Regions from separate parts of the Homo sapiens genome. Here region 1 is linked to region 2. Evidence: read pairs that join two places in POLR2A ChIA-PET (ENCODE). Cell type or tissue: MCF 10A. All regions are shown on one strand. Links, peaks and the distances in the headings refer to the core of each region. The heading gives the core; the rest is flanking DNA. Region 1 overlaps LOC105378521 (a long non-coding RNA gene). Region 2 has its middle 82 kb from the start of LINC01153.

Region 1 (4,408 bases), core at 252-4,251, 68 kb before region 2:
GGAGTTAAAAAAAAATTCTTGTCCTCTGATGGCACTTTTTCTCATTGTTATTCATACCAGTTATAGTTTTATTATTAAAATATTTTTTCCTACATTTCATGAGATTTCTGGTGGAACTGGGGATAGTTGCAAGTGCTTAGTCAGCCTTCTCCTCCAGTTCTGAAGTTTAAACTATTTAAGCCTCCACCTTTTTGGTGGTTAGGGCAAGGTGGAGTTTATGGAAAACTTAGAAAGGTCTTTGCCACACCAAGATTATTCACCCATATTTTCTTCTAGTACTTTTGTGGGTTTTTAAAATATTTACATCTTTGGTTCATTTAAAATTCCATATGATGTTAGTTGTATACCGGAATTTAGATTTCTTTTCAAATGTTTAGCTTTTTGTTCAAACATTAGCTATTGACTAATTTTCTGATTTGAAATACACACTTTGTTAATTTGTATAGCTTTATAATAGGTTTTATTGTTTCATAGGTTAAGTTCTTCTTAAGTCTTTTAAAATTATTTCTTGGTATAATTTTTTCCATTAAATAAAATTTTGAAGTTTGGCCAAATCAAAAAAAATCTCACTTGAATTTGGGTATGCCTGCATTACTTTTCTATTCATTTAGGGAGCATTAGCATTTTAATGCATTAAAAGCCATATTTCAACTACTGGGATGGATCTAAGTTATCTAGTCAGTTGAAGTAATCATTTACTTTAAGATGTAATAAAATTGTTTCAACATCCCAAGTCACACCTGATAGAAGTCTCAGCACGCTTTCCAGGCTCTCTGGGGTGTCACGGCAGTCAAAGGGGTTGGTGTTTATTTTTCCCGGAGTCAGTTCCATATTCCTGCTTCCATGGAATTCTTGATCTCCAGTCTGGCTCTGACCCCCGCACATCTGTCCTTTCTCCAGTCCACAACACTCCACTGGAAACCATCTGATCTTTTCACTGGCACTAACTCAAGGCCATGTGCATGGTAGATAGGCAACATCAGGGTAGTGTTACAAATCTGAGCCCTGGAGTCAGAATGTCTGGGTCAACAGCTTGACTTCACACTTGTAAGCTATGCACTTGATCAAGTTACTTAATGTCTCTCTGCCTTAATTCCTCATCTGTAAGGTAGGAAAATAGGATTTTTGTGATAATTAAATGTAGAAAGTTAAAGTGTTAAAGAGTTAAAGTGCTCAGGGCAGTGTCTGGCAAGTAGGTGCTCAATAAATATGAGCTGTTATAATTATCATCGAAGGTTTGGAGGCTATGGAAATGGGTTACATAAAAACACAGCACAACAAATGACTATAAACTGAATATTGGAAGTGTATTCTTAAAACTCCTTCTACTTGTCTTATTACAAAAGGAAGGTTCCCTCTCTCTCTTTAAGCCCCAGCTGGGCCCCTAACTTTGATCTCGTCCCTTCTCCTCCCTGTTTTTCAACTCTAGTCAAATCTCACTCTCTTAATTAGTCCATTATAGTTTCCAAGGCATGAGGACTTATCTTTCCAATACTTAACCAGCTCATCATTTGTTTGGCTAAACAAAACCAGCTCAGGCTGCAAAAAAAAAGAGCTTATCTTCCCTTTAGACTATAGAAGAATATAAAAGAATGTAGTTCAAAAACTAACAATGATTTTCCTGCACTTCGTAAAGAGAGCATATCTAAAAGGTACAGCTCTCCATTTTCTCAAAACTCTTTTTCTGCCCATGAATAGAATTTTGTTGTTTTCTCTATATAGCACGTCTTATGGTTACTATATATAAATTGTTATTATGAGTAGAATTTTTATTCACTATATTTTCTTACTGGTTATTGTTAGTATGAAAGAAAGTTATTGCTTCTTTGTACATTTATTTTGAAACTAGAGTCATATTACCACTGTTTCATATAGTTTCTAATAGCTTTCTCAGTTTTATTGTCTTGGATTTTCTCTGGCATATAATCATTTTATCTGCAAATAATGACAATTTTGTTTGCTCATTTCCAGTATTTACACCACTTATTTTGGTTTATTGTGCTGGCTTGGACAGACATTATGTAACCGTGATTATAATGATCACTGATAGTGCTGGTTCTATTTGCTAATATTTTGTTTAGGGTTTATAAATGAAATGGCTGTAGTTTTCTTTTTAGTATAATTTTGATAGATTTTGTTATAATACTTTGCTGGCTTTATAAAAACAAGAAAAGCAAAAAGGAGTAGCTCTTTTTTCTCTGAGTTCTAAAATAATTTAAATAATTCTTGTGTTACCTATTCGTTGATGGTTTGATCTGTGTGGACTATATGGGCCTGGCCACTTTTAGGATAAGGTTCTTCACAATCATCTTATAGCCTATTTTAGGTTTCCTATTTCTACTTCATATAGAGAACTTATTTTTCTAAAATAATTATCTATATCACCCAAGTTTTAAAATTTATTTGCACAGTTTTTCTTTATATACTTTAAGTTTTAGGGTACATGTGAACAATGTGCAGGTTAGTTACATATGTATACATGTGCCATGTTGGTGTGCTGCACCCATTAACTCGTCATTTAACATTAGGTATATCTCCTAATGCTATCCCTCCCCCCTCCCCCCACCCCACAACAGGCCCCGGTGTGTGATGTTTCCCTTCCAGTGTCCATGTGTTCTCATTGTTCAATTCCCGCCTATGAGTGAGAACACGCGGTGTTTGGTTTTTTGTCCTTGCGATAGTTTGCTGAGAATGATGGTTTCCAGCTTCATCCATGTCCCTACAAAGGACATGAACTCATCATTTTTTATGGCTGCCTAGTATTTCATGGTGTATATGTGCCACATTTCCTTGATCCAGTCTATCATTGTTGGACATTTGGTTTGGTTCCAAGTCTTTGCTATTGTGAATAGTGCCTCAATAAACATACGTGTGCATGTGTCTTTATAGCAGCATGATTTATAATCCTTTGGGTATATACCCAGCTTTACAAAGTTTTCTTTAATACTTTAAAAACTTTTCCCTGCATCTGTGGTTATCTATCTTTTCTTTTGACTAGTTTTGGGTATTTGTATTTTCCCACCTTTTTCCTTTTTTTGACTAAGGTAGGTTATGATTTATTTTCTTATTTTATTTTTTTAAATATCTTGAATTAATTAAACAATTCTATTGCTTTTGGCTTTTCCAGTTTAAACTCAATTTCACATTTCATATTTATTCTTTCCTTTTGCTTTAGGTTAGATAATCTTTTCCTACATTATTGAGTTTTGTGTTTATTCTATTTCACTCTTTGTTGAGTAATGACAGAACTTACAGATGTAAGTTTTTGCCTAAGGACAAGTTTAGCTTCAACACATACATTTTAGTGTACAGTAGTCTTGTTATTGTTGTTTTAGCAAAACAGGTATTTTAAAGAGACTGGTATATTTCCCAAATGGTTGGCAAGTTACCGTTTGCTTGTTTCTACTTAATTTCTAGCTGTATTGCATTTTGGTCAGAAAACGTGATCTTTCCTCTTCCTACATTTTAAGCTATGTTGAGGTTGCCTTCATGGAATGATATGGATTTTATGCTGAGTACACAGTTAAGATCTGTAATTGTTTCATAAGTACTTGAAAAGAACATACATTCTCTAATGTGATAATGTAACATGTAATATGCATATATAGCATCTGTCAAGGACTGAGAGAGGTTCAAATTTGCTTCTTTTTCTCACTTGCCCCTTTCATTGATCTAGTTTGTTGTACAAGGGAATGGTTCTCAAAGTGTGGTCCCTGGACCAGCAAGCAACAGCATCACCTCCTTAGAAATGCAAAATCTTGGGCCCTACCCCAGTCCTGTGAATTAGAAACTGGGGCCGGCACTAGCAGTCTGTGTTTTCAGAAGCTCTCTGGGTGATTAGAATGCACACTCACATTCAAGTACACTAGGAGAAGGCATGGGATGTGGATCTCATTTTGTCTTCCTTTGTTCTGAAAAATTACTCTCCCCCGTCCCACTTGTTTGTGATGCTCCCCTTTTCAATAACTTAATTCTCTTTATAAACTATTCATTCTGTACCATTAATCTGTGTCACACTGTTTTAATTTTTATAGTTAATAATCAAAGGCAGGCAAATTGGAATTCGGTATTATGTTTTTCCTATTAAATTTGCAAAGATTTAAAAACTCAATAATTTTCAGTGTTGGCAAAAATACAACGAACAAGACACTCTCATACAGTGGTGGTGAGAATGTAAAGTGATACATTTTTTCCTGAAAAGAACTTATGGCAATACGTCTAAAATATCTTTGCCTCTGCTTCAATAATTCCACCTGTAGACATTCATTCTAAGGAAATAATCAGAATTGGTTTAAAAATTATACTTACATTGTTTTTTGTTTACTCTGTTATTTGTTTTTAATGAATAGACATTTTTGGAAAAGCTTTCGGTTTATGGAAAAATTGAGCAGAAAATAAAGTGTTCCCA
Region 2 (4,408 bases), core at 188-4,187:
GTCATCTAGGTTTTACGGCTGCATAGCAGTCCATGGTATATATGTGCCACATTTTCTTTATCCAGTCTATCACTGATGGGCATTTGGATTGGTTCCAAGTCCTAACAATGCAATATCTTTAACACTTTGTATGTTTCCCTTGACTCTGATTGGGGTTGAGTCTATGCCTGCAAAATTCTATCCCTTATTCTATTTTGAGGCAGATCTCTCTCTATTTTGAGCTGAGTGTGAATCTGCTGTGGGATACTCCTTTAAGATTCTTAAAGCCTGTTTGTCTGGCTCAGAGGCATGTTGGGCACCAGCTTAAGGTTTTCTGAGGTCTTAATAAAGGATCTTGCAGCCACAAACTTGATGGACTTTTAACCTCAGACTTTGTTTCACTTGAAAATTTTCTACTGGCAGGGGTGGGAAGTGTGTGTGTGTTGGAAATGAGAGCATCTTATTTTCTAATCAACCATGTCCTGGATCTTTTATATTTTTTTCTAAATTCTGCTTGTAAACTAAATAGCTCTGCCTAAAGCTCATCTCTCCCAGTACATATCATACACAGTTAGAAGAAGCTAAGTGGCACTTACAATATTCTGTCTAGAGACTTCCTTAGCCATATCTATGAATTCAGTAGGTAATTTTCTGTGTTCCAAGTTACCATGAATGATAGTTTGGACTATCATCCACCACTTCATAACCTAGCTGACTTTTCTCCACCTTCAATAGCAGTTTCCTCACCTTTTTCCAGCCCCCACCCATGGCGTCCATCCCACCTTCTGTGCACATTCTAGTCCAGAGCCAATGCCACCAATTTTGTGTTTTTGTTCCTGTAATGCCTCACTTTTATCTCTTTTTTTTTTTTTTACAATTTTAATTATCTTTGCTTTAATGATTTATGTACTTACCGCTTCGGTTGTTTTAAATGTTCATATTTACAATTCATTTATCATTACACTGCCAATCGTCCTTACAACATCCAACATTATCGTGCTAAGTACGTGTAACATGGAACTCCTCATCATGCTTTATTTGACTGGTGTCACCAGTCTTGCCCCTTTGTTTCCGATTTTTTTCATTTATTCATTCCATTAACAAATATTCACTGGGAAATACTAAGAGCTACTACATTATTCTAAGATGTCCACCACTGGGGTCAATAGAGCTATGAAGTGATGCCTCCTTCCATGTGAAGCATGGTATTCAAGAGAAGTGGTATGAGCTGACTCACATTTCACAGGCTCCCTCCCCATGCTATGTTGCTATTAGAAAGAGCAGACGCAGAAGTAGGGGAAGCATTGGGAGGCTCTGATGACATTCTGAGCAAGAAGTGAAGGTGCCAGGACCACACAGGCAAGGAAGGGATGTGACAGAGTCAGGTAGCAGTAGCACTGAAGATACTGAAAGGGACTGTGAAGCAACACCTCACTTTTAGATACAAAATGTAATGGTTAATTTTATGTGTCAATCTGACTGGGCTATGAGGTGCCCAGATATTTGAGCAAACATTATTCTGGCTTTGTCTGTGAGGGCATTTCTGGATGACATTGATATTTGAAATAGTAGACTGAGTGAAGCAGATGGCTCTCTCAGTGTGGGTGGGCCTCCTTCAAACTGAGGTCTCCTCCAGTTTTAAGGCCTGAATGGAGCAAAAGGGCTGACTCCACCTGCCTGACTCCTTCTGCTTGACTGCCTTCAGCTGAAACATTGGACTTTACCTGCCTCTGGACTCAAACTGAATCACTGGCTCTTCCTGGATCTCAAACCTGCCTGCTTTTGGCTTAGAATCTCTACCATCGACTCTCATGATTCTCAGGCTTTTTGGACTCAGACTGAAACTACACCCTCAGCTTTTCTGGGTCTTCAGCCTGCCAACTGCAGATCTTGTGAATTCTGAGCCCCCATAATCACGTAAGTGAATTCTATATAATAAATCTTTTCATAAATAAATATATATCCTATTGGTTCTGTTTCTCTGGAGGACCATCACTAATAACCCAACTTCTATATATTATTTACTGTTGTATATCAAAAACATCCCCAAAACCTAGTGGCTTAAAATACGGGCAGACAAACTTTTGTAAAGGGCAAGAGTGATGTTTTAGACTTGGTGGGCCATGTGGTCTCTTTGGCAACTCTCAACTCTGTTGCAGCTCCACAAGAGTAGCCATAGACAGTATGTCAGTGGATAAGTGTGGTGGTGGTGTTCCAATAAAACTTTATTTACAAAACATGTGCCAGATCAGATTTGGCCCATAGACCCCTGATTTAAAACCATAGTTTATTATTTCTCATGACTCTGTGGGTTGACTGGGAAATTCTGCTGGTCTTGTCAGGCTCACTATTGCAGGCAGCTGCAGTCAGCTGGTAGCTCAGCTGGGGCTGGCGGGTCGAAGGTGACATCACACACATGCCTGGGGCCTTCATGCTGGCTGCCGGCTTGGTTTATCTCTCCATGTGGTCTCTCATGATTCAGTAAGCTTGCCTAGGTTTCCTTACATGGTAGCTGAAACATTCCACGAGGACAAAGGCAGAACCTACATGCCCCTTGAGGCCTAGGCTCCAGAACTTACACAACTTATGCTGCATTCTGCTGGTCAAAACAAGCCACAAAGCCAGACCAGGTTCAAGGGGTGGGCAGTAGACTCCACCTCTCGAGTCTACAGGGAGTTGCTCAATATCATCGTCATTATTTTTCAATCTACCCCCAGAAATAAACTGGAATGCCTTAGCTTTCATATCTCCGTAGAAATCCACAAGACTCCATGAGCAGTTTCAGCCCCTTGCTACCAGCATGAGTCAGTCAAAGCCAATTCACTAGCTGAATTATGAAACTAAGCTCTCTTATCAGCCTTGCCTAAGCCTTTTGATAGCTTTTCTTAGAATCTTGGTCTAATTCTGAAGGCAGCCCGAGGTAAGAAGATATGTTCACTGGGCCCTGGAAAGTAGAAACTAAAAGCCTATGGGAGACACCCGTGTTTACAAGAAAATGAAGATGCAGCCCTGTTAGCTTTCCCCATCCTGTTCCCTTTACCTGGATGCCACAAATAAGGGGTCACAGGGTGATACTAGACACTATAGAGCCTTAACATTTTCAACTAGATCATGAGCATTTCCTGGAAGTGTTTCAAACTTTCTCAAGCTTTCTTTGGGAAATTCTCTGAGCATTTTCTTATCTCCAAAGTTGAAATCAGAGCAATTTTTTTTTAACAAAAAAATTAAAATTCCTTGCTGATGTGGGCTATCAGATACTTCCTGTGGAATACTGATCTCATTATTTATAAGTCAAATGCTTTAGGATCAGTCTGCTAACAGATGTACATTTAGTTGTAGTATGTCTTTGATTCATAAGCCAAAAGAAAAAATGTTTACTGATATAACATGTAATGCATTTTTACCTTTAAATAAAATTTCATATAAAAATATAAATGTATTAAATATATACCTCTAGAGGCTAAGGAAATAGTAAAAAATATTTCTCCTTCCTCTGCTTAAAGCATTCTTTTCTAAAGTAGCCATTTTAAAAAGTCATCATCAAAATGCATGAAAATGGAACCTTCCCAAGACACCATTAATTCTCCCGTAGAGAAAGCCAATGTGGTTGATTATTTGCTTTATGAAAGTGTTGATTTTTTATGACTCTTTGTTTAAAGCTATTTATCATTGAAAAGGCTGTGCAAGGCCAGATATAGAATTCATTTTCAAAGGTAACTTATACCAAAGAGGCAGCAGTGGTATTATCTGCCATGTGGACTTAAGAACTCTTGTTCTCTGAGTAGGTTTTAAATCAAAAGCGTTAAGTAGAGTTTAAGCCCCGTGTCATTTTAAATTCCAAGCTTTAGATCCATGAAGCATGGATTTTATGATGGAAATGACAACTGACCCTCATCTGTAACAAATACAGCAAACTAACTTTGTGGCTCCCTCAGTAATTCTGAGCAAGTAGTGCAGGCAGATAAGATATGAATGACTAGGAAAATGTGTATAAAATCAATTGCCAACGAGTGGTTCCTGAGGGCTTACCAGTTGTCCTCTCAATGTTCAGCTGGTGTTCCTGTCTGCCTGTGCCCTGGAAAGGGCTTCCTATCTGCCAGTCTCTCGGTAAAATTTTTTATAAGCAACTTTACAGAATTTACCAGTATTTACTGGAAATAATAGTAAAACAATAGCAGTTACCACTTATTATTTACCATATGCCATGTACTAGGCTACATACTTTCATGCTTTATGTCATTTTATCCTTACAACAACTCTGTGAGATAGTTTGCAGATGCTTTTCCAAGTTTTATAGACAAAGAAATTGAGGCTCACAACATTTAATAATTTTCCCAAGGCTGCACAGATTATAACGAGCAATGCTGAGACTCAAACCCAGATCTGTCTGACTCAGACCCTGAGCTCTAATCTATTGCAATAGTCTCAC

The links. ChIA-PET counts read pairs that join two places held together with the same protein. Peaks named below come from ENCODE experiments on the same cell type or tissue, not always from the same donor. Only the 100,000 strongest peaks of a DNase experiment are listed, where the experiment ranks them.
Region 1: POLR2A ChIA-PET joins it to region 2 with 5 read pairs; 2 of 35 experiments call an interaction of 5 or more read pairs at or near these places.

The regions. Positions count from the first base shown.
Region 1 is chr10:121,026,665-121,031,072 of GRCh38, forward strand. All of the region lies in intron 3 of LOC105378521 (a long non-coding RNA gene), which reads right to left. Among named protein-coding and RNA genes, the nearest start is that of LINC01153, 150 kb to the right of the region's middle. In MCF 10A, for the core only: no CTCF peak of the experiment used is centred there; no DNase peak of the experiment used is centred there.
Region 2 is chr10:121,094,582-121,098,989 of GRCh38, forward strand. No RefSeq gene overlaps it. Among named protein-coding and RNA genes, the nearest start is that of LINC01153, 82 kb to the right of the region's middle. In MCF 10A, for the core only: no CTCF peak of the experiment used is centred there; a DNase peak (open chromatin) is centred at 2,540.